Regions from separate parts of the Homo sapiens genome. Here all the other regions are linked to region 3. Evidence: chromatin loops called from intact Hi-C (ENCODE). Cell type or tissue: GM12878. All regions are shown on one strand.

The links. Peaks named below come from ENCODE experiments on the same cell type or tissue, not always from the same donor. Only the 100,000 strongest peaks of a DNase experiment are listed, where the experiment ranks them.
Region 1: it touches region 3 in a loop (1.9-fold over the local background); 2 of 110 quality-filtered maps call a loop at or near these places.
Region 2: it touches region 3 in a loop (2.8-fold over the local background); 2 of 110 quality-filtered maps call a loop at or near these places.

What each region holds. Positions count from the first base shown.
Region 1 is chr12:45,553,426-45,561,425 of GRCh38, forward strand. The region is part of intron 1 of LOC105369743 (a long non-coding RNA gene); the gene reads right to left. It also overlaps the pseudogene LOC124903092. Among named protein-coding and RNA genes, the nearest start is that of LINC00938, 170 kb to the right of the region's middle. In GM12878, no CTCF peak of the experiment used is centred here; no DNase peak of the experiment used is centred here.
Region 2 is chr12:45,539,791-45,547,790 of GRCh38, forward strand. The region is part of intron 1 of LOC105369743 (a long non-coding RNA gene); the gene reads right to left. Among named protein-coding and RNA genes, the nearest start is that of LINC00938, 180 kb to the right of the region's middle. RefSeq lists an enhancer at 4,056-4,350. In GM12878, a CTCF peak has its summit at 4,204; a DNase peak (open chromatin) is centred at 4,201.
Region 3 is chr12:45,664,807-45,672,806 of GRCh38, forward strand. No RefSeq gene overlaps it. Among named protein-coding and RNA genes, the nearest start is that of LINC00938, 59 kb to the right of the region's middle. In GM12878, no CTCF peak of the experiment used is centred here; DNase peaks (open chromatin) are centred at 4,415 and 5,785; H3K4me3 peaks cover 387 bases.

The DNA of each region.
Region 1 (8,000 bases), 110 kb before region 3:
CATTCGAGAGCATTTACTGCATAACTACTTGGATGTATAATCAATTCAAGCCTGAGCTCTTTGGCTGAATGGGATATTGGCAAAGTTCCATAGGCTAATGGATAATTTGTAGGGACCCTATCATGGGCATTTGGCTGCATGTCCAATGATGTGGGGGTAACAGCCAGCATTGGTTAGAACATTTAAGGCCCTTAACAATTGTTGTGAGTGACACAACAAAACCAGAATATCATAAAACCCTAAAGAGATCAAGTGACTAAGGGAAAACACTCAAGTCTTTTCATGTAATTGCCTTGAGAGTACTGACCATATAAAATTTAATTCAATAGGTACATTTAGAGCACAACAATAAATAGCTATAGAGCAGTTTTACATCTGTTACCTCATTTGAGCCTAACATAACCTCTAAGATAGGTTATTATTTATTCTCTCCACTTCACAGATAATGCAACTGAGACTCAAAGACGTGATTAACCCTAGGAAAGTGCTCCACAAAAGATGATGAAATTGATGGCTTAGATGAAGTTAGGCCTCAAACACGAATGCAGATCTTTGCATTCCCAATTATTTGCTCTTTTCCCTACTTTCTGCTGCCTGGTTGGACAGCATCAGGTGCCACCTCCAATATGAAATGCAAATGAATAGGACTGGTTCTCCTGCTTAAGGACTCTTTTTTTGAGTCGGAGTCTCACTCTGTCGCCCAGGCTGGTGTGGAGTGGTACGATCTCGGCTCACTGCAACATCTGCCTCCCAGGTTCAAGCAATTCTCCTACCTCAGCCTCCCAAGTAGCTGGGACTACAGGCATCTGCCACCACTCCTGGCTAATTTTTTGTATTTTTAGTAGAGGTGAGGTTTCACCGTGTTGGCCAGGTTGGTCTTGAACTCCCGACCTCAAATGATCCACCCACCTTGGCCTCCCAAAGTGCTGGTATTACAGGCGTAAGCCACCGCACCCAGCCCTTAAGGACTTTTATAAAGCCTACTGGGGAGTAAGAACAGTGCTGTTGATGAAGTAAATAGACCCCATGTCATATGAAGTTACAAAAGAGAGATGAGTACTGGCTTGTCTCCTTAGGGGAGGCTGTCTAAAGCAGGCGGCAATAGAGCTGGGCTTTGAGGGATAGTCCAGATTTTCACGTGGTGAGAGAAAGAAACTGGAAACATTGCGCAGGGGCCATGCTAATCTTCTCTGTATCGTTCCAATTTTAGTATATGTGCTGCCGAAGCGAGCACATGAAACTGGAAACATTGCAACCAGTTAGGAGGACACTCAAGAGAGGATAGCTTTGGATTATGAAAATCTCACCAGTCTTGGTGACTTGTTAACTACTTAATATTCTTTAATTTCCATGAAATAATGTTTTATAGACTACAATTTTTCTAAGTTCTGTACTTAAGTCACTTCTTGATAGTAAGGACCAATTAGGTCAGTTCAACGGTTTTCCAATATTTTTGAGCTGTGGAACCAGAATCTTACATGGAAGTCAAATATATATATAAAGAGAAGCTGTTTCGGTTGAAGCAGAGGTGGATGGAGGTAATCAGAGACCAACGGAAAGGAGGTCATTCACACAAGGTGAGCCCTTATCAGCCCCATCCTGCTATTTTAAACATGATGCACATTTTGATAAGGGCCAGTCAGGAAAACAAAAACTACCTCAGTTATTTTAACAGGGAAAAAAAGATATAAAGAATTAGTTGGATGAGGCATGGTGGCGCATGCCTATAATCCGAGAACTTTGAGTGGCTGAACCAGGCAGGTTGCTTGAGCCCAGGAGTTTGAAATCACCCTGGGCAACATGGCAAGACCCTATCGCTACAAAATGTACAAAAATTAGCCAGATGTGGTATTGCCCACCTGTAGTCCCAGCTACTACTCGGGAGACTGAGATGGGAGGATGGCTTAAACCCAGGAGGTCGAGGCTACACAGAGCTGTGATCACACCACCACACTCCAGCCTGGGTGACAGAGCAAAATCCTGTCTCAAAGAAAAAAAAAAAAAAAGGAATTAGTCAGAAAATCGTTGGAGGACTGAAAAGGCAAGAAGAGAACACCAAAATAACACACAGAAAAGGTAGCTTCTCCCTATAGGGCTGGCGAAACAAAATGAAAGAGGTGGGGTTATTAAAACTTAAGAGGTCGGAAGAAGTATCCTACTGAGCTTATACTCAGACCTCAGGAAAAAAGACCCTTCCCAGCTCTTATGGGAATGATGAGACAAATTTTGGTCTAACTGATGGGAAAAAAAGTTGTAAACTAGAGCAAACTGCCACTGACAAGATGAAGGGCTAATGCTGGAGTGATGCAGGTGGTAACAATGAATAAACAGGAAGGATCAGTCCCCCTTTCTTCCTCCTGCCTTCCAGTTCCATTGGTGGAACTTCATGGGATCCAGCTGGCAAAGGAGAAAGGTGGTCTTCAGGCCCAGCCCCAGCAACACAGAGCAGAGTGGCGGGAGGTGGAGCTGAGACACAATCGCTTTATGACCAACACAGTGCCTCAGACCACAAGAAGGAGCAAACAAGACAGTAAGGGGGCTGTGCCCCAAATGTTCCTGATTTGGGGGGAAATCAGAGTTTATATCCTACAGATAGCAGATCAGTTGTTCTGTCTCTGAAGGACAAGGTGATGGTATGTTAAATGGTGTATGAACCACACATTGGTATGTACAGCCTACTAGCAGGAAGGGACCAGATCAATGGAGTGAAGAAACAAAGTAGATCTTCAAATTCTGAAATAACCTCTTTTGCCATATTTTCTGGACCAGGATTTATAATTAAATGATGACTTATTCTCTTTTTTTACGTATGTTCTTTCTTTTCAAATTCATTTTCTCTTCTGCAGCATACTTGGATAAAGTCAATGCATCAGAAAGGCTAAGTCAAGTGATAGAGCCACTAACTGCAAATACATTAAATGTATGCAGCATGTATCATTTTCCCTGTCTATGAGATGGTGATACTAAGGGATTATATATAGAAATGAAGATTCTCTCATTAGCAATTATCATTCATTCATTCATTTAACAAATATATTTTAATGTTTGTTATATATCAGGCACTGTTTTAGGGGTAGGGGTTCAAACACTGAATACATAATAATAGACAAAACACCCATATTAGTTAGGAATATTAGTATGACACTAAGTAATGGAAAATCCCACTCCAGTGGCTTTACCAAAGAGAGTTTTATAATTTTGGCCTAATGAGAAATCATGAGGGAGGCAGCCAAGATTGGCAGGGTAGGCTGTGATGCCATCAAGGACCCAGCTTCTCTCTGTCTGTTTACCCTCCTTAAAGGGCTGATTTTTATACGCACACTTGTCCTTTCATGATCACAAGATAACTATTCCACTGTGAGAAATTATATCTGCATACCAAACAAGCAAAAGAAAACAGAGAAGGAAGAGGCAATGCCCGTGTTAGGAAAGTAAAGGCTTTATAGAAATCACCAACAGACTTCTGCTCATATGTCATTGACCAGAGCTACATCACGTGGCCACCCCTCACTGGAAACCAGAATGGGAGGGTGAACATTTTTAGCTGGGCATATTTCTATCCTAAGTAAAATCAGGAATCTGTTAGTAAAGAAGAAATGATACTGGCTAGTTGTCTAGCAGTCTCTGCCACACTGCCTGTGTCATGGTGCTTATATTCCAGTGTAGCAGATTGTATCACTGGGGCTCTTTGGTTGCAGCAACTGCAGCCAAGAGGAGTGGAATTTGTTGGAAAGATGTAAACCAGCTCATAGAAGCAAAGAGAAGTTGGAGAGCCAGGTCATAGAAGAACAGGAACTAGGGCAGCCTGTGAGACTAGGCACCCAGTGGCAGTGGTCTGATAAATAAGTCCCAAATACAGAAGTTGTCCAAAGTCAGGAGAGAAGTCCAGCTCCTGGCTGGAGTCCTAGCAGTCCCACCACTCTGCACCCAGTGGGAGAGGTGATATCCCCATAAGGAAGTCAAGGAGCACTGACCAAGGAAAGAGGCAAGGGTGTAGAGCAGCCCAACAGGTCCAGAACATTGACCAAGGGGCTGATATTGGTGAAATGATTTAAGTTTCCCATATAACAAGTTCTCAAGTGCTATTAAACACTGTTAAGATCCTTAATATTATAACTCAACCTTAAAAACACATCTTTGCTCCAATTCTTTAATGCCTCAGAAAAATCCAATTTTCACTTTTCTAAACTGAATCAGAACTGCAAAAAATAGTTTACACCAGAAAAACAGACTGCAAAAGATTGGATGGTTTTGTTATTAAGACTGTCTCCTAGTTACATTTTATATATAGATTCTTCAGAATGTAGGTTAGGGAGCTATTAAAAAATTAAATAAGAGAAGAGCATCGCTTCTGCTATTTGACTTGAAGATGTTCACAGCGGGGCAACATAAAATCAGATTTTTATAGTGTTGCCTGAAAATAATACTATATACTGAACTAGGAGCCTATAGGCAGATCAGGCCATTAAGGACTATTACCCATATTATTACTGCTAAAATATTCATATGTTATAATTTTGTAATAAGGTATTTACAAAGAAAATAATGTTGGCTTAAAATGCACATATCAGTAAAGGCATTCCAGCTTAGTGTTGTTTGAAGATTTCTGCAGGAGCAAAAGCCAAAAACAACAAATGACTATTTTAAGTTTAGATTATGTCCCGCTAATTGCCTATTTTTTTTGACCCTTGGAAACATTTATAGCAAATGAAGCAATAAAATTAAGCAGAGTAAAATTTGTTAAAAAGAGAAAATTGATATAGGCCCAGGTGCCATTGTTACTCATATTCTTTTCCTGTAATAGATTTATTTCAATTTCTAAGCAGTTTTGAGTCTTCATTGGTTTATTCAAAAAATATTTAGTGAATCTGTCTACTAGGGCAGATGGTACTCCTTGCCTATTCAGTATTCATTCTCCTTTTACTCCTAACTAATATAATCCCATCTCTTTCAAGATGTCAGCACGTTCTACAAAAATAATAACTTCCAAGACTCACTTGCAGCCAAGGGTTACCATCTTACTAGGGCTAGATAATGAGAGATAAAGAAAAGAGTTTTTGTTTTTTGCTTTTTGTTTTAAGTAGGAGAAATTTATCTGGCAGTATCTTTAAACTTTCTGTTTGGAATGCAGATGCAATTCCTGGAACTGTGGCAGCCATCTTGTAACCATGAGGATACAGTCAATAACGAGATGGATCATTGAGCTTTGATGACATTTTAGAGACACTATACCACCACTGGACTGCTTGTCTTCAGACATTTTCCTATGTGATTAAAAAAAAAAATCAGCTGGGCGCAGTGGTTCACGCCTGTAATCCCAGCACTTTGGGAGGCCAAGGAGGATGGATCACAAGGTCAGGAGATAGAGACCATCCTGGCTAACACAGTGAAACCCGTCTTTACTAAAACACACAAAAAAATTAGCCAGGCGCAGTGGCGGGCACCTGTAGTCCCAGCTACTCGGGAAGCTGGGACAGGAGAATGGCATGAACCCGGGAGGCAGAGCTTTCAGTGAGCCGAGATTGCGCCACTGCACTCCAGCCTGGGTGACACAGTGAGACTCCATCTCAAAAAAAAAAAAAAAAAATCTCCATTTGGTTCAGCTATTGCAATCAGGTTCTGTTATTTGCAACCAAATGCATTACTAACTGGCATATGTGCCATGTACCTGGTACTATGTCAGACCCAGTGAACAAGATATGCAGTGAACAAGATCCCTCAGGGACTTTACTATTAAATGGGAGAAATATTAAATAAATAATTATAAAATTAATGATTTAATTACAATTTCTATGAAGGTTATTGCTAGGGCATCCAAATTAGCCTGAATGAAGATGGTGGTTAGAGGAGATATTTGGAAGTAAATGACATACAAATTGAGATTTGGAGGATAACTAGGAGTTAACTGGGCAGTGACAGTTGGAGAGAAAATTCCAAGGGGGAAGAACAGTCCCTGTGAGTAAAACATACAGACTAAGGAGAATGATACTTCGTGAGGCTAGAGCAGAAGTCAGATACAAAAAATGCAAGGCCAAGGGAAGGAGGGAAAAAAAAATGCGGGGCCTTTTGGCCATGGCAAGAAACTCAGACCGTAGAGCAATGGAAAGTCTTTGGCCTATGTAATCAGATTCCAATTGTGAAAAGATAATTCTGATTGCATTATGAAGGAACTGGAGGGAAGCAAGAGTGGACATGGGGAGTAAGAAGTTGATTGAAATAGACTAGATCAGGCGTACGCAAAATACTGACCAAGGACCTGCCTTCATAATTAAAATTGTTTGGAACTCAGTCATGCCCATTCATTTACATATAGTCTACTGCTGTTTCTATGCTACAACGGCAGAGTTAAGCAGTTGCCTCAGAGACCATATGGCCTGTAGAGTCTAAATTATCTACTATCTGGCCCTTTATAAAACAAGTTTGCCAACCCCTGCTCTAGATGGAAGATGATGAAAGAAGATGATGGTTTGGACTAGTGCCATGAAGCTGTAGAAGAGTGGACAGATTTGAGATGTATTTGAGACTTGCTGAGGGGTTAAATTTGGGAGTTGAAGGAGAGAAAGAGATGAACAATGACTTTCAAACATAAGCAACAGAAAAGATTTTTAAAAAGCAGGTTTGGGAGATAACGTTCAAGTGTTCTGTCTCGGCTGCTTGAGTTTAAATATCTTAAAGAAAGAGATTATTAATACCATGGCCTCTCTCTTGAATACGAGAAGCCTATAATATGGGAACTTTCCCTGAATTCCATATTGTAATCAGTTCTGTGCTATGACAATCACACTGTGACATATTGATTTTTACATACAGAAAGTCCTCCTAAATAAATAATTCAATTCAGTCCATTTTAATAAAAAAGCAAAAGTTAAAAGAGATAAAGACAAATGGATGATAATAAAAGTTTTCTGATGGTTTGAGAAAGAGCATCTGGTCCTTTAACAGTAAGTATATCCAATAATGATACGCTTTCAAAATTTATTTTTCATGCTATCACATTTCCCCAGTATTTTCTTGCCACTAACTATAATCAAATTGATCTCATAAAAATAACAAATTCATGGGCCTGTTGCAGTTAAGATATAACTTATTGAGAAACAATGAAGAGCTTTTGGGGTTACATTTTATTAAACCCATCTTTACCCTTCCAAATAGAATGACTGTATTTCTCTGTCAAAATCTGGGACACAAGGTTAACAACTGGAAACAAAATTTTAATTGTGGAAGTCCCAGAAAATATCAAACATATGACTGTCATATATTTCTATGCAAGATCCTAAGGCATGGGAAACTCATCCAAACTTTATTCATGACCCGTAAAAGGCGAAGCTTCAAGTACAGAAAGGAACATAATGGACCATCATGGAAAATGATGCAGCCCAACATTTGAAATAAGATACCTTGGTGCTGGTCTTCAAATTTTATAAGTATTTAGCAACATGGATATGAAATATTCTTGATGAGACCTCCTACGGAGACTATTAGAGAGGAAAAAAAGCAAGACTTCCAAAATGTAAATATGCAGGATAATATTTGACCTGCACTCTTTTTGCTTAGAACTATATGTCACAACTGTTAAACCAGTTTGGAAAGCTGCAGGAATCTTTTGAATGCTACCTCACAATTTTTCATTGTCGTGGAATTGTGCTTATCCCAGTAAGTGGTTTTTTGGCAAAACATGCTGGAAATTTTCCTTGTACTTAAGGATAAAACTATTTTTTCGAGATGCACACATTAAGATATGGGGACAAAAATATCCAAGGTAGAGAATGTAGGATTTATATGTTTAATGAAATGTGAAAATTGAAAAAGACAAACATTTCTTCTGGAGATGGCCTTAACCATTTACAAATTGATTAACTTAAAATTATTCAAACCAGCATTCTTTTATTCCTTGATAGGTAAATTTCATAGGTAATTCCTTTTTTAAATTACTATTTTCAAGCAGAGTAGAATTTTCCCTATATGAAACTTGGAATTCCTGGCCAAACAGTGTTGAGCTA
Region 2 (8,000 bases), 130 kb before region 3:
TTTTTATTCAGAGTTTCTTAACCTTGGCATTATTAACATTTGGGGCTGGATATTTTTTTGTTGAGGAGGGCTCTCCTGTACATTATAGGAAGCTTAGCAGTACTATTAACCTTAGCAGCATTATTAAGCCAGCCAGTAGCACCTCTCCCTTCCCCCACATAAGTTTCGACACCCCAAAATGTCTCCGGACATTGCCAAATGCCCCCTGTGGGACAAAAGCACCCCCAAGAGCCACTGATACATGCATGTGCATATTTTTGTACAGCATTTTACACTTTGCAAACACATTTAATACTCATAATAGTTGTGTGAGTACGCAGGGTAGATATTCTCTCTCCCCCTTCCCATTTCAAAGATGGGAAAGCATAATAATGTAATAATAAATGTTGTGAAATCAAAATTTAAATTTTTAACCACTAAGATGCCATCGTGAGTCAGACAGGAAGAAGACCGATTTATTTTTTAAAGTATTTTAGTAAAATAAGCAGTCAAAGCTTTTCCCCTTTACTTGAAGACCAGAAAAGGAATACTCAGGCAGCCACCCTCAAAGAGGACCCCCTAAGCAAAACAAGTGTGAAATGCAGCCATGTAACTCAGAGTTAATTTGGGGTTGAATTCATTAGCTGTAAAAATAATGATGTGATGAAAAATTTGCCTGCCCCTGCAGAGATAGGAAATGGGATAGCATGTGAATAAATGATCCTAATAGCTGTGATGGTATATCTTTAGGAGGTATGAGCATTCCATCTATAGAGAAAGTCTGCCCATTAATTAAAATTCTTATGGAGAGACACAAAGAAGATTAAAGTAGATAAAAGCTGTAGCACCAACAGGCCTAAAAACCAGTGTCTTGGAAAATAAAGAAACTGCCTGAAGACAGGGAATTATAATCTAAAGATATTGAAAGAAGAGAGGTTTCTAAATGCCAAGAAAAGCTAGATTCCCAAGGAGATGGGAAATAAGATGAGTAACTGTAGGAAATCCACCAAGGTCATCAACTCTCAAGCTGAACCCTAAGTGACACAAGCAGACCTCTATTAATCTGCACCTGTCATTTCACTGATTGTGTAGATATCAACACAGCTGCTTATTTCTGCTTATTTCTGTTGAGGCTTTTTACTACACCAGAACTCAGGTTTGTAGACAGTGAAAATGTCAGCACATTAAAAACATTCTGCTTCACATGTGTGAGATAATAGGATTTGGGGTTAATGAGCTCATGTCTGGGATATCGATCCAAATGTGAATAATTTGTAATTGGCCATCACTCAATGCCAGCTTATAACCAGCCCAGGCTATATGAATGGAACACTTTGTTCACTGAAATGACTATAGAGCCACAAAAACCAAAACTTGCTCAAAGAACTGGCCAATTGCCAAACAGCATCTCCCCTCCTCTCTCTTCTTATTCCCTGACTTCCAATTAAATACTAAATTGCTAGGAGAATATAAGATAATACATAGGGCCCATCATAAATTCCTCACCCAGCAGGCCCCATATATAGAATGAAAAAGATGTGATTTAAGATATAACAAGAGGCCCCCCTTTCACCAGCAAGCATCACTTTGATTATTTTGCCATTGCAAACCCAGGTTTTGAAAGATTTTATCTCGAAATACTAAAGTTGCTATATTTAAAATATGGATGTTTTAAATAATGCCCCATCAAGCTCTAGTTTCCTACAATTCTATCTATGGTACCACTCTTTTGGATGAAGATACTTTCTTTTTGTTTCTGATTTGGATGACTTTTAAAAAAATTATTATACTTTAAGTTCTAGGGTACGTGTGCACAACATGCAGATTTGTCACATATGTATACATGTGCCATGTTGGTGTGCTGCACCCATTAACTCATCATTTACATTAGGTATCTCCTGATGCTATCCCTCCCCCGACCCCGACCCCACGACAGGCCCCCCTGAGTGATGTTCCCTGCCCTGTGTCCAAGTGTTCTCATCGTTCAATTCCCACCTATGAGTGAGAACATGCGGTGTTTGGTTTTCTGGCCTTGTGATAGTTTGCTCAGAATGATGGTTTCCAGCTTCATCCATATCCCTGCAAAGGACCTGAACTCATCCTTTTTTATGGTTGCATGGTATTCCATGGTGTATATGTGCCACATTTTCTTAATCCAGTCTATCATTGATGGACATTTGGGTTGGTTCCAAGTCTTTGCTATTGTGAATAGTGCCGCTATAAACATACATGTACATGTGTCTTTATAGTAGCATGATTTATAATCCTTTGGGTATATACCCAATAATGGGATCACCGGGTCAAATGGTATTTCTAGTTCTAGGTCCTTGAGGAATTGCCACACTGTCTTCCACAATGGTTGGACTAGTTTACACTCCCACCAATAGTGTGAAAGCATTCCTATTTCTCCACATCCTCTCCAGCCTCTGTTGTTTCCTGACTTTTTAATGATTGCCATTCTAACTGGCATGAGATGGTATCTCATTGTGGTTTTGATTTGCATTTCTCTGATGACCAGTAATTATGAGCATTTTTTCATGTGTTTGTTGGCTGCATAAATGTCTTCTTTTGAGAAGTGTCTATTCATATCCTTTGCCCACTTTTTGATGGGGTTGTTTTTTTCTTGTAAATTTGTTTAACTTCTTTGTACATTCTGGATATTAGCCCTTTGTCAGATGGGTAGATTGCAAAAATTTTCTCCCATTCTGTAGGTTGCCTATTCACTCTGATGGTAGTTTCTTTTGCTGTGCAGAAGCTCTTTAGTTTAATTAGATCCCATTTGTCTATTTTGGCTTTTGTTGCCATTGTCCTGAATGGTATTGCCTAGGTTTTCTTCTAGGGTTTTTATGGTTTTAGGTCTAACATTTAAGTCTTTAATCCATCTTGAATTAATTTTTATATAAGGTGTAAGGAAGGGATCCAGTTTCAGCCTTCTACATATGGCTAGCCAGTTTTCCCAGCACCATTTATTAAATAGGGAATCCTTTCTCCATTTCTTGTTTTTGTCAGGTTTGTCAAAGATCAGATGGTTGTAGATGTGTGGTGTTATTTCTGAGGACTCTGTTCTGTTCCATTGGTTTATCTGTCTGTTTTGGTACCAGTACCATGCTGTTTTGATTACTGTAGCCTTGTAGTAGAGTTTGAAGTCAGGTAGCGTGATGCCTCCAACTTTGTTCTTTTGGCTTAGCATTTTCTTGGCAATGCAGGCTCTTTTTTGGTTCCATATGAACTTTAAAGTAGTTTTTTCCAATTCTGTGAAGAAAGTCATTGGTAGTCTGATGGGGATGGCATTGAATCTACAAATTACCTTGGGCAGTATGACCATTTTCATGATACTGATTCTTCCTATCCATGAGCATGGAATGTTCTTCCATTTGTTTGTGTCCTCTTTTATTTCGTTGAGCAGTTCTCCTTGAAGAGGTCCTTGGATGAAGACACTTTCTAAGAATAGTATCTATAAGCCAAAGTATCCACGATTAGTAACATTGGCAATTTATTAGTTTAACTATCAAAGAACAGAGCCTCAAAGCCTCTGGCTACTAGGACTGGTAATTTAAGTGAAGGAAGACAAAATTCAGAGAAACATGAGATGTCAACTTTCACTCAGTGGAGGCTGGAACCGTTGGGGGCCCTGAGAAGCCAAGGGCAGCAGGTTGAGGAACAAAGTACGAAGGACAGAGGGCTGGTCTTGGCACTGGGCTTGAAAACTACATTTATGATGTATTCAATGTGTAATAATTGGGCAAGCCTCTTAAGCTCTCCGAGCTTCAGTCCCTATATCTGTGGGTAGACTAATGCCTACCTTAAAACTTACTAGGTGAATGAAACAGAGGATAAAGATACTTGTCACTTAGGAAGTACCCATTCTAAACTTACTTTCTCTACTTACTTTCTTTCCAGTGTGGCTCAAGTCAGCCCTGTACTGGATTGTAGAGTAATTACTATTAATCCTGAACTGTTAAAGGGTTCAGCATCTTAAAACTGAATGATTAAAAGAAAAGTGGTCAGAACACGTGTGAATATACAGCTATATTCATTCATGGTTTATACGAAACACTAAATATGCTAGATAAATCCCCATTTCTGCTGCTGAAGTCCTGAAGAATCAGAACTCTTGAAATCTTAGCTTCAAAAGTCACATTGCAGTCATGAGAATCAGACTAAACCAAAAAGCCCCATGAAGAGCTTGAAGCTGGGTTTGGATTCTTCCGCACAAAGATCAACACTAGGGGGAGACTCTATCCCTTCTCAGCTGAGAGTGATTTGGCAATCCCCTTGCTCGGTTACCACCCAGTGCTCTAGGAGAATTGCCTGAGTAATAACAAGTTCAATAATTGATGAATAGAGCTGGGCAGGCAGCAGATGCCACTGGAGGGATGTGATGAGTAAAACCCAACAAAATGACAAAAATTTATCTTCCCAAAGTCATTCAGAAAATCTTAAAAAGTTAAGATCAAGAAAGCCACAGCTCTTATTTCACTTGATGGATCAAGTATTCATCAATATATTTTTATAATTGTATTTTATTTTTTGGTAGAAAAGTTATATTTAACAATTAACTATATTAATGATAAGGTATTAATGATGGTACTGATAACAAAAGTAATTATAATGCCTGATGTGCACAAAGCTTTGTGCGTACTCTCTTTAAAAAAAATTATTTTAAAAATTCTTCCAACAATCCAGTCAGTAGGTATTATTACCTCCATTTTTCTGTTAGAAAATTTAAGGAATAGAGAGGTTAGATGACTTAAACATGGTTAAGACCACAGACTGCGCAATCGGACTGACTGGGTTCAAGGCTCAATTCTACCATTTACTAGCTGTGTAACCTGGCAAGTTAATTTACCTCTCCGTTCCTTATTTCCTTGTGTGTAAATGAGAGTAATAATAGTACCTACTGCCTTTGGTTGTTGGGAGAGTTAAATGAGTTACTACGTGTAAAATGCTTAGAGCTGTGCTTGACAAATCGTTAGCATTTGATGTGTTTAATTAGCCATTATGTGACCCAAAGACACATATTTATTATTTTATATATGAATTACTTAATTACGATTGTACTTGTGTCAGGCACTGTCTTAGACCTAGCAAAGAAAAGATTGTATGGTTTATGGGAAAGGCAGACATTATGTAATTTTCGTAGGGTGTGATGAGTTTTGCGGTGGAGGCAGTAGGCACCATGCAGTATGCAGGGCAGTAGGCAGGGTAGGGGCCAGGCACGGGATGGTAAGACCAGGGCCCAGAGGAGAAGCCAGCTGTATTTGAAACAGCAGCAGCAAAAAAAAAAAAAAAAAAATGATTCTCATCAACAACTCTGAAGCTATTTCCAAGGCTTATGGATGAAGGAGACTCTAAAAATTTTAATACCTAGTCTTAACTCAGAAACTTTCTGAGCAAATCATTTGACCCCTGGATTTCCATTTCCAGATATATAAAATGCTGATTTCTTAGGGTTACTCTAGGAAAGAGTGAAGATTACTGTATGGGCTTCCATTGCTTGTGAAGAATCTACAAAGGCATGAAAACCTGGTGGTGCGATTATCGATGGGTAACTACCTAATTAACCACACATCTTTTCTTAGAAGAGATTATGTCAAAGGAGCACATATAGAGGAAAACCCTCAGGGACTTTCATTACAGAACCCCAGAGCCAGAAAATATCTTCGGGTTCATTGTTTGGTGGCTTCCAAAGTTTTCACTACTACAGACACCTTTCACTGGTCTTCTATCATGAACTTTATGGTTTTAGAGATTTGAGCTACCATGTTGCCTACATTAAGTAATTTTGTTTATCCATTTTGATTCAGTAGAGAGCATTTCATTTGTGCAAGATGCAGGTTTTAACATCCTGAGCTGATATAATCCAACCAAAATAAAATAAAAATCTCCCATCACACACTTATTGGAACAAATTAGGAATATATAGAAAGGAATAGCTTCATCACCACTGTCCAGATTTTGACATATTTCCTTTCAATCTTTATTTTAAGTGCTGTCTTTCTTAAAATACCTAAGATTGTACTGCATGTCCTTAAGGCAATGAAAATGGGCATTTCTTGATGTGGTGCTGGAGGGGTATTGGGTATCATTTACCCTTCCCAAGCCTGGGTTGTGCTATGTGACCCCCTTCCCACACCCTGAGACCCCAGACTACCCTGTCAATACGCTTCTAACACTTCCATACGGTACTCAATTAATCTGTTGCTATCTAACAGATTAAATAGCTTTGATTCCCCCTTTATACTGTAAAACTGTGTCTTATTCATCTTGGTGTCACCAGCACTTTGCAACCTATCTGACATGTTGTACAAAGTTGATACTTTTTATGCTGTACTGAAATATATATATACATATATACTGTTATATATAAAAGTGTGTGTGTGTGTATGTGTGTGTGTGTGTGTGTCTAGAAATCTTGTAACTCTACCACTGCCTTTGCATATCACAGGAGGCTTGGTTTGGTTCTCTTCTTTCAGATTAAAACACTGAATACCAACGTGGTTGATGGACAGAGGATTCCATATATAAGACTGAGTGATTGCCAGAAAGCAACAGAGGACAGAGGCTGGCATATTCTGGAATTCCATCACTTTAAGATAACCACTATTTATATTTTAGTGGTACAGTAATATCACAATACTCTTTTATCCTGAGCAATTTTTTAAAATGTAGACTTTTTAAAATCCTCCTCCTTCCCTCTGTCATTGAGCATTCCTCTTTTTTACCAGACATTCCTCTGCTTCATCCTAACTCCAACATAACCAGGGTTAGTGGCCAGTACATATCCTTTCATGACATTTTCCATGTTGTCAGAATCATAAACAAACATAAACAAACATGGAGTAGGGTTGTCATTTTCTGATTTTCAAAAATAGGCTCATGCTATATATATACTTCCCTAGATCTTGCTTTTTGCCCTTAACAATACATTGCAGAAATATGTCTGAGTCAGCTGGTTTTGATCTACCTCCTGTGAAGTGGGTCCCATGGTCAGATGCTATGCTGTATGGGATTCCACACCTGCAGATCAGGCATTTGGCAAGCTCCTGGGTGAGTTTTGGCTGAGGCTTTGCAGAAAGGAAAGGCAAACTAACACCGAGAATCAGTATCTGTCCTGTGAGGTCAAACCACTGGCCCTTCCAGGATGGACGTGACCCTTTGTAGCTGAGCTGCTACCAAGATGCTGGTGGTGTCCTTGAGAAACAGTGTCCATCCTTTTCCCCAGTCCTCTGACCAGCCAGCTGGGTCACTGGCCCCAGCCCAGATTTCTAAGAGCGACCCTAGCAGCAAGTTTGCCCCATCCCCTGGGGTCCTCGCCGGCGTTAAACCCCATGTACTGAGAAAGTTCCCTAAAGTCAGTGAATTCTTGCTTATCCAGTTGTATGTTCTGCCTCCTTGATTAAGCCTCATCAAAATTTATTCCCCAGTGTACCTCCCTGGCTCCTGCCAGTAAGTGCTATTTAATCTTTGAAGCTCCTTTGAGGTGTAATCTCTTTCCTCCCTTATCAGTCCTAGCACATTCCTAGCTCAACTCTGCTGGGAGTTAACCCTAGTTATCATAGAGGCATTCAGGAGAGGCAGTAGAGGCAGCTCCTTAGAGGAACACCTGTTGCTTTGTGGAGGAAGGCCACAGCAGTCTTCCCACATGAGGGAAGGGCTAGCTTTTCATCGAGAGGGTTGGGCTCAGAGTGTTGTGGGTTCAGAAGAGTCCACACAGCTACAGTCCTTGCAGGCAACCACCCAGATGTCCCCATCCCATATTTCAGGATCCTAAGCTTTCCCAACCAGAGCCCTGATCTTAACAGTACAGACCTGACTTGTTGAGAATTTACAGGTCTCTGGAGCTCCTGGATTCTAACTACTAAGTCCTACACTTGCTCCTCGGCTACATCCATGCTTCCACTGCAGGAGATTAGGGCCTCTTACTAAACTCCCAAAGAGGCCTTACAGAGGGGCTCTCCAGCTCCCACATTCAGCCTATAGATGTTCACTCATAGCCCTCAGCTTCTCATTATCTCCCT
Region 3 (8,000 bases):
CAGTGGCAGTAAAAATAGAGAAGAGATAAATTCAGGGGCTACTAAAAAGGTAGAATAGACAGAAAAAGACAGTTACCACCCGGATGTGGAGACTTGGTGGAAAGGGGTTGCCATGGTGACTCACAGTTTCCCAGTTTGAGCACCTAGGTGAACTATGGTGCCATTAACCAAAAATTGGGAAGGGAAAGAAGAGGAGAATGTTTGAGGATATGTTGCCTTTAGGTACCCCAATCTAAAAGAAAGGATACAATAATTGAAAAAGTAAGTCTGCAACTCATGATAGGAGTCAGAGAATGGGATGAGATTTGGCAATGATCATTTCATGGATGATAGTAGCAGGTGCCCAGGAAATAGAGAAGAGAATGAGGAGAAGGAGGCTGAATGTGGAGCCCTGTGGAAGATGTACTATTCATTTCAGTATCAAATTATAGCTTATTTGGTGTAGATTGCTTCCACTGGCTTAATTTTAATAACTTATTCACTCTGGTTAGAGAATTCCATAATTTAATTTTAGTTAAGTGTATGTATGCAGTGTTGACACTTGCTGTTTATAATAACTCAAGGCTAATATTTTAATCTTTTTAAACGTTTTAATTATTTATATAATGAAAACGTAAACAACATGCTGCACAAGTCATTTTATACCTTTGTCTTAATTAAAAAATAAACATATAGACACAGACAAATTTTGAAGTGACTTCCTCCATGCCTCCTCCTTCCTCTGCTTGCCTACTGTTTCTATTACTGAAATATTATTACAACTGCACCCTGCTTTTGCGAGAAAGTCACCTGAAAAATTGTCATTACCAAGTTCTTAAAGAGCTGCCAGAACAAAAATCCAAAAAAAAAAAAAAAAACAGAGCAAGTTAATGGTTATTAGCATATTCATAAACTGAGACATAAGGTCAAACTCTTTATTTTCATTCCAAAAAGTCATCTACTTATGTCACTGACCCTGCCTTTTTTTTCTACTATAGCCAATAATAGATTAATGGTTGTGTGATTTGAACAAATTCTCAGAAGCATTTATACTTAAAAAAAATATGAATATCCAGAAGAAAGGGGTTTTTTTTTTTTTAATAGTTAAAAGTATTTGTTAAGTTAAGATACTGCAAGGGTTTAGGCAGCTCAGTAAATAACTTCAGGAGAACAATCTGTTGTCCTTTAACAGGCTCTTAATCTCAAGGGTAAAATCTCTTTCCATTCATTGATATTTGCAATAAAAATTGTGACGGCTTCATGCTGAAGTAATTTCCTTGCTAATGTAATGGCATTAAGATATTCAAATTATCATTGTCTTTTGTACTGGGTGTTTTCAAAGAAGTGTGAAGATAGGGAGAATTTCCTTAGCATATTATTCATCATGTGGCACAAATCACCTCCCTGCTAGCTTGGAGAAAAATTGTATGAGAAAATTCAAGATGCATGAAAAAAATTATCTTGGACATTGAAAATTAAAACAACATGGGCACAAAAACCAGAAGACAGATGTTTTGTTTATACCACATAGCACCTCCAAAGTTGGCCTGATATTTAGGCAAAGAAGTGGCCACTTAAATGATGTGAGTCAATTTTATCTGCCTGATTGGAAAAAGGGATGATGATGATATTGGTGGGCTGGGGAGGAATGGAAAACACTGGTGGGATATCCACCCCAGCTGGTGTCCAGGCTGTTGACACCATCAAGAGAAGGAATTCAAGGATGAGTCAGAAAATAGTGAAAATATGGAGATTTATTACAAAGTGAAAAATCCACACTTAAGAAAGGGGAGTGTGGGCGTACTCAAGAAAGCGTCACACAAGGGAGTTTGGGGCTTCTCCCTTTAGGGCTTCTTTAACCAAGGGGTGGTATATTTATGAAGATTCCTGGAAAAAGTTGAAGATTTCTTGGAACTATGGTGCCATCCATTTTTACACCAAACAGGGGGTTTCCAGAACTGTCATGGCACTGACGGGTTTGTGATTTGTATGTTAATGAGCATATAATGAGGTCCTAGGAGAAACCTAGGTCAAATCCAGCACCATGTAGGGTCTAGTCGGTCATAGCCAGCTTGGCCCACACCCTGGTTTTTCAGGGTCTTATCAGCCCCTAGCTTACGCAGGTATTTCAACAGTTTCCTTTTGCTGCTCATGTGAAACTACTGCCTGGAATTTTCTATTCTCCTGTGACCACCCTGTATTATTCCTATCTCAATGAGAATGAGACAGTGCTTTTTTCTACTGTGTCATTTCTTGAATCCTGGCCTACCCTGAGATGAGTAAGCAGGGATGAGTGGAAGTTTTTTTCTCCCCTCCTCTGGTAAAGCCTAGATCCTAAAATGTTACTTTGTGAATTATAAATATAAACACCTCCTCCCCTGTCCTTTTATGCTATTGTCTTCAATAAAACAGATTTTTTTCTCTTAGAAAAATATCAAGACAGTTATTTTTTAAAATGACTTTGACTCCCAGACACATTCCCCAGTCACTTCAAGTGTGTTTTGTCTCTGCTGTTTGCATACATGTTTCCCTACTTCTCTCACCACATCCCAGCATCCAGAAGCTCCCCAGTCCCAACACTCATTCTCATTGTTCAGGGCCAACCTGAATGTCTCACCTCCGTGCAGCCATCCCTTATCCCCTGTCCCAATCCCCTCACCCCAAATCAATCAATTAATCTATATGAAGTGCTCTGAACATTGTCTGGAATATAAAATATATTATATGAGTATTGGCTGCCATTAACATCATTGTGTGTGTTTCTAAAGTACTTTCCACAAACCTTTGCTGTGCATGACTTTCATCTTGTCACTTAGCTTCTTTCCTCACTTATTTACTCAAAATTCACCTTAGTGAGGTCTTCCCGACCAAAATTTCAAAACCCTCCTTTAAATCTCCTTTTCTGATTTTTAAAATCTTTAGCATTTCTCACTATGCACATTTTTCTGCATTATCTTGTTTATTGAATGTCTCTGTCATCAGAATGAAAGCTCCATGGGGGCAGTAAATAGTTATGCAATGAATGAATGAATGTGCTTGCATATATTTTTACCTACTAAGACTCTATATCGTCAGAGAACCTAATATACCATATGGCACTCAGTAGACCAGCTGAGTAAGAGGAAGATCTAGAATCCTAAGGCCATTCCAAAGAATGGCACATTTGAAAGGGTGCCTCAGCGTGAAACACTCAACTGGCTACATAATGAAGGCATTGAGTGTTAGAAGGAGAGGAAAAAATCCCTAACATGGACATAATAACTTATGTCCTTTTCTAGACTACAGTGCCTAAGGACATCTCTGGGTCCTAGGCACATTGTTTATATTTAGTAAAAATTTATAAAGATTACTGATACATAGTATTTGGCAAAGAAAGATAAAAACTGACATATAAACTATTTGCTTATGAAGGATAAATTTAAGGTTAGATAAAAAAAAAAAACCTCATGTTGCTATATTGTATGACGGGTATGGTTTGCAAAAAGCATAATCCAGGGCCATTTTCCGCATTATATTAAATGGTGTTTCTATACTGAAATCAACTCCAAACTTATACCATAAAATATTGTGAAAATGTCATAGGTAGTTAGTGCAAGGTAGTTTTTAAATAGGGAGTCATTACTTTCGAATATCCATGGAACTTAACATTTTCTTACTTAATTTTTATCAAAAGATTTCAGGGAGTTTGGAACGTCTCACAAAATAGCTACTGAACAGGAATATGGAGAGAAGCAAAGTTTGTTAACTGGAATAAAATAAACCTACTTGGAACTTGGAACTCAAAATTCAAGCTCACTTACAAGGTGTCTGCCATGCCCTGCTCACAGAGTATACATTCCTGGTCAAGAATGTTAAGTCCTAAATAATCCTATCTTGGATGACACAGGAACTGATGAAAAAAGATAACCCAATGGCTTTATCACACCAAATATTCTATCACACAGATCAGAAAGAAGTTTTGACTCTAATCCCACTTAGTGGCTGTGTGAACTCAAGTAAGTAACTTAACCCCACTGATCTTCCATTGCCTTGTTTCAAAATGAGAATAGCATATTAGCACTGCCTTACCCAGTTGTTGTGAGGAGCTAATAAAATACTGTGTGTTAAAACGTGTGGTAAACCCTGAAGTGCTATACAAATGTGATGTATTATTTTTGTTCTTTAAAGGTCTTTTGACACCTAATCTTTGCCTCCATAAATGACCTCTTTGTTTTCAAGCTTGCTTTTGTCTGATCTTACACTGGCTCAAATTTTAATCTCTTACCTAGTGAAGTTATTTCTTTAGACCTTGCCTCTGCCCAGCTCTTTCTTGGACTACTAGAACCTAATTACTTCTGTGGCTTCTGTTTGACTCAGCATTCAATAGTATGGTTACTCTGAGCCTGCCATGTAAGAACTGTGAATGTAAACTAAGGGCTTATCCCCCTGTCTACTGTAATCCATCTAAGTAATATGCAATATTTGAGTGTAGATGACAAGATGGCATGAAATTTCACTTCTCTTTCAGAGAACGAAACCAATTCCTTATCTTTAAGAAGGTTTACTTGAAAGGACTTTCAGTTTCTCTTCATAAAATAATGTAGAAACCATTATTCTTTCTGTTTGCCTCTCACCTCAGCACTGGGCTGAATGTATTTATAAACTAAAACTAGAAAGAATTCTTGGTTTGCAAAAGATTTTAACAGAAAACCAGAGCTGATGGCTAATACTAGCAGGAGCAGGGTCTGTGTACTGGTTTCCACTTCATTAAATAATAGCAGCATCCAGCAGATACAGCACCTACTAAGTGCCTGAGTTTTTACATGTATTAATTCATTTACTCTTCACAACTATTATTAGCTCCATCTTGCTGTTGAGGAAAATAATTGACATAAGGTCAAACAGCTAGTAAGTGGAAGAGCTGGGATTCAAACTCAGGCCATTTGATTCTAGAATAAGGTCATATTCTTAACTCTATGTTATATTGCTAATAATAATGATTATTATGATACTGATAACAAAAAAAATGTATTATTTCTTGTTGCATAACAAATTGCCCCGAAATTTAGTGGCTTAAAAGAACAAAATCACAGTTTCTGTGAGTCAGGAATTTGGACACAATTTAGCTAGGTACTCTGCTTCAGAGTCTTTCACAAGCTGCAATCAATGTGTCCTGTGGGGCTGTAGTCATTCCAAGGCTCGACTGGGAAAGGATCCACTTCCATGCTCACTCACATGGTTATTGTTAGAATTCAGTTCCTTGCAGCCTGTTGGACAGAAACCATCCCTAATTCTGTGCCAGGTGGGCCTCTCAAACATGGTAGTTTGCAAAGTGTGAAAGCTGGGAAAGATATAGAGTCCAGCAAAATACAAGCCACTGTCTACTGTTAATAGACATTAGTATTTCCACCACTTTTGTCATACTCTTTTTATTAAGAGCAAGTAACTAAGCCCACACTCAACTGGAGGGGATTACACAAGGATATGAATACCAGGAAGTTGGGATCATTGGCAGTCACATCAGAAGCTGCCCACCTTCATAATAATTAACATTCTATAAATATAATAAGAAAATAACATTTATTGAGAGCTTACTATGTGCCTGGCAATAGTCCAAGCATTTCACGTATATTAATTCACATAATCCTCACAACAAACCTGATACATGAATTAGTAAGGGGAAGTGCCATGATTACACTTAGAGGTGGAGAAATTAATACCACTTTTCTGTATTCCAACAGATAAAGCCTTTCTTAGAATGCTTCAAAATGATTGCCACAAACTGAATCTACCCCAACCACATCCTCTTTCATAACCACTTGTCTTATTCACAGAACAGGCTTTTTCTAGCTGGTGGCAAATAGTAATTTCCCAAAGTAACCCCCTTCTGGCTCTACTAGTCCTGGGGGTAGGGAAGAAGAAGTAGTCTTTAAAAAAAAAAAATCACTATTTTTCATAAATTTTTTTTTTTTTTTTTTTTGGTCACCGAGGCTGGAGTGCAGTAGTGCAATTGCAGCTCACTGCAGCCACGACCTCCCAGGCTCAAGCAATCCTCCCAGCTCAACTTCCCAAGTAGCTGGGACCACAGGCATGTGCCACCATGCCCAGATGATTTTTTATTTTTTTGTAGAGACAGGGTGTCACTATGTTACCCAGGCTGGTCACAAACACCTGGGCTCAAGCAATCAATCCTCCTGCCTCAGCCTCCCAAAGTGACGTGAGTACAGGTGTGAGCCACTGCACTCGGCCAAACATTATACTTTTTATAAATGAATATATCATTACTGTAATTCCAATTTTAAATAGAAACTGCTAATAAGAATCATCTTTTCTGTTTGAAAGGCTACCAAGGATACAAAATATCCAAATCAATTCCAGTTTTGATTTAATTCTAGTTTTTTTACATCGTGCTTCTCTTCAAAAAGTTGTTGAGATGGCTGGCTCCCAGTTGGTCAACTATAAAGAAGGATAAGAGAGAATAAGCACATCCCCCTGAAAGATTCTAGGCTCTATGGAATTGGATGGAGGTGGGTACTGGCGCATTGATCAGACTGTCTCTCCAGTCTTACCCTCCAAATTAGAGGCCCAGAGAAAACATGGAATCACTTAGCACAGGAGAGGCTGGAAGTCCTCTTCCCTATTTTTAATAGGGACTAAAGGAGTTGCTTATTATGAGAGCTGTGTGGAAGACATCCCAGATTCCTAGGCTGCTGGGTGTGTGTCTATTTTCAACCCTCTTACATTTGCAATGACACATCCTTTAAATATCTAGAAGCCAGTTCCTGGTCAAGTTAAAAATATAAACAAATGAATATCGATTCAAAGTTCTAAATAAAATACGAACAAATGAAATTCAATAATTTATTATTAAAAGAATAATTTACCAAAAGGGTTAATTCAATCATACAGAAAGGATTATTTAATAACACATTAATAAGATTCATCACACTAAGAGGTCAAAAAAGTAATATCATCTTAATAGAAGGCAAAAAGCACTTGCTAGAATTTGGCAACTATTCATAATTAAAGAAATAAATGTCTCAGTAAACTGAAGATAGAAGAAGTCCACTTTGTCATGACAAGTAATATTTATATGGACTAACATATTTAACAATGAAACACTAGAAGAATTCCCAATGGTCAGAATTAAGACAAGGATGTTACTGATTTATTGCATTTTTTAAACACAAAAATGGAAACAATCTAAATGTTCTGCAGTTAACTAAGTTAAAATACAGTCGTAATATGGAATACTTGATAGCCACTATAATCATATGGTACATGAGTATATATAGGCATATTTGAGACCTATACACAAACAATATATAGGTATATATATAGTGTATATAGATAATATATGTTTGCAGATATGAAATATATGTGAATGTAATTGTGCATTGAAAAAGTTCTGAAAAGAAATACAAGCTGCAAACAGGGCTTCCTTTAGAAGAATGGTTTTGGTAGAATTAACAGACTAGAATGGAAAGATCTTTTGTACAAGTACTCTGTGTTGTTCAAATCTTTTTGGAACAAGGAAATATTAGATATGCAGTATTTATTTAATTATTTATTTGGGACGGAGTCTCCCTCTATCACCCAGGCTGGAGTGCAGTGGTGTGATCTCTGCTCACTGCAACCTCCGCCTCCCAGGCTCAGGCGATTCTCCTGCCTCAGCCTCCCAAGTAGCTGGGATTGCAGGTACCCACCACCATGCCCAGCTAATTTTTGTATTTTTAGTAGAGATGGGGTTTCACCATGTTGGCCAGGCTTGTTTTGAACTCCTGACCTCAAATGATCCACCTGCCTTGGCCTTCCAAAATGCTGGGATTACAGGCGTGAGCCACTGTACCTGCCTATGTATACAGTACTCAGACCAACTCTAAAAAAACTAGTCAAAGAATACTGACAGTGAAGAAATAATGGTATTACCAATAAAAAAACAAGTTCAAGGCCAGGTGTGGTGGCTCATGCCTGTAATCCCAGCACTTTGGGAGGCCAAGGTAGGTGGATCACGAGGTCAGGAGTTCAAGACCAGCCTGGCC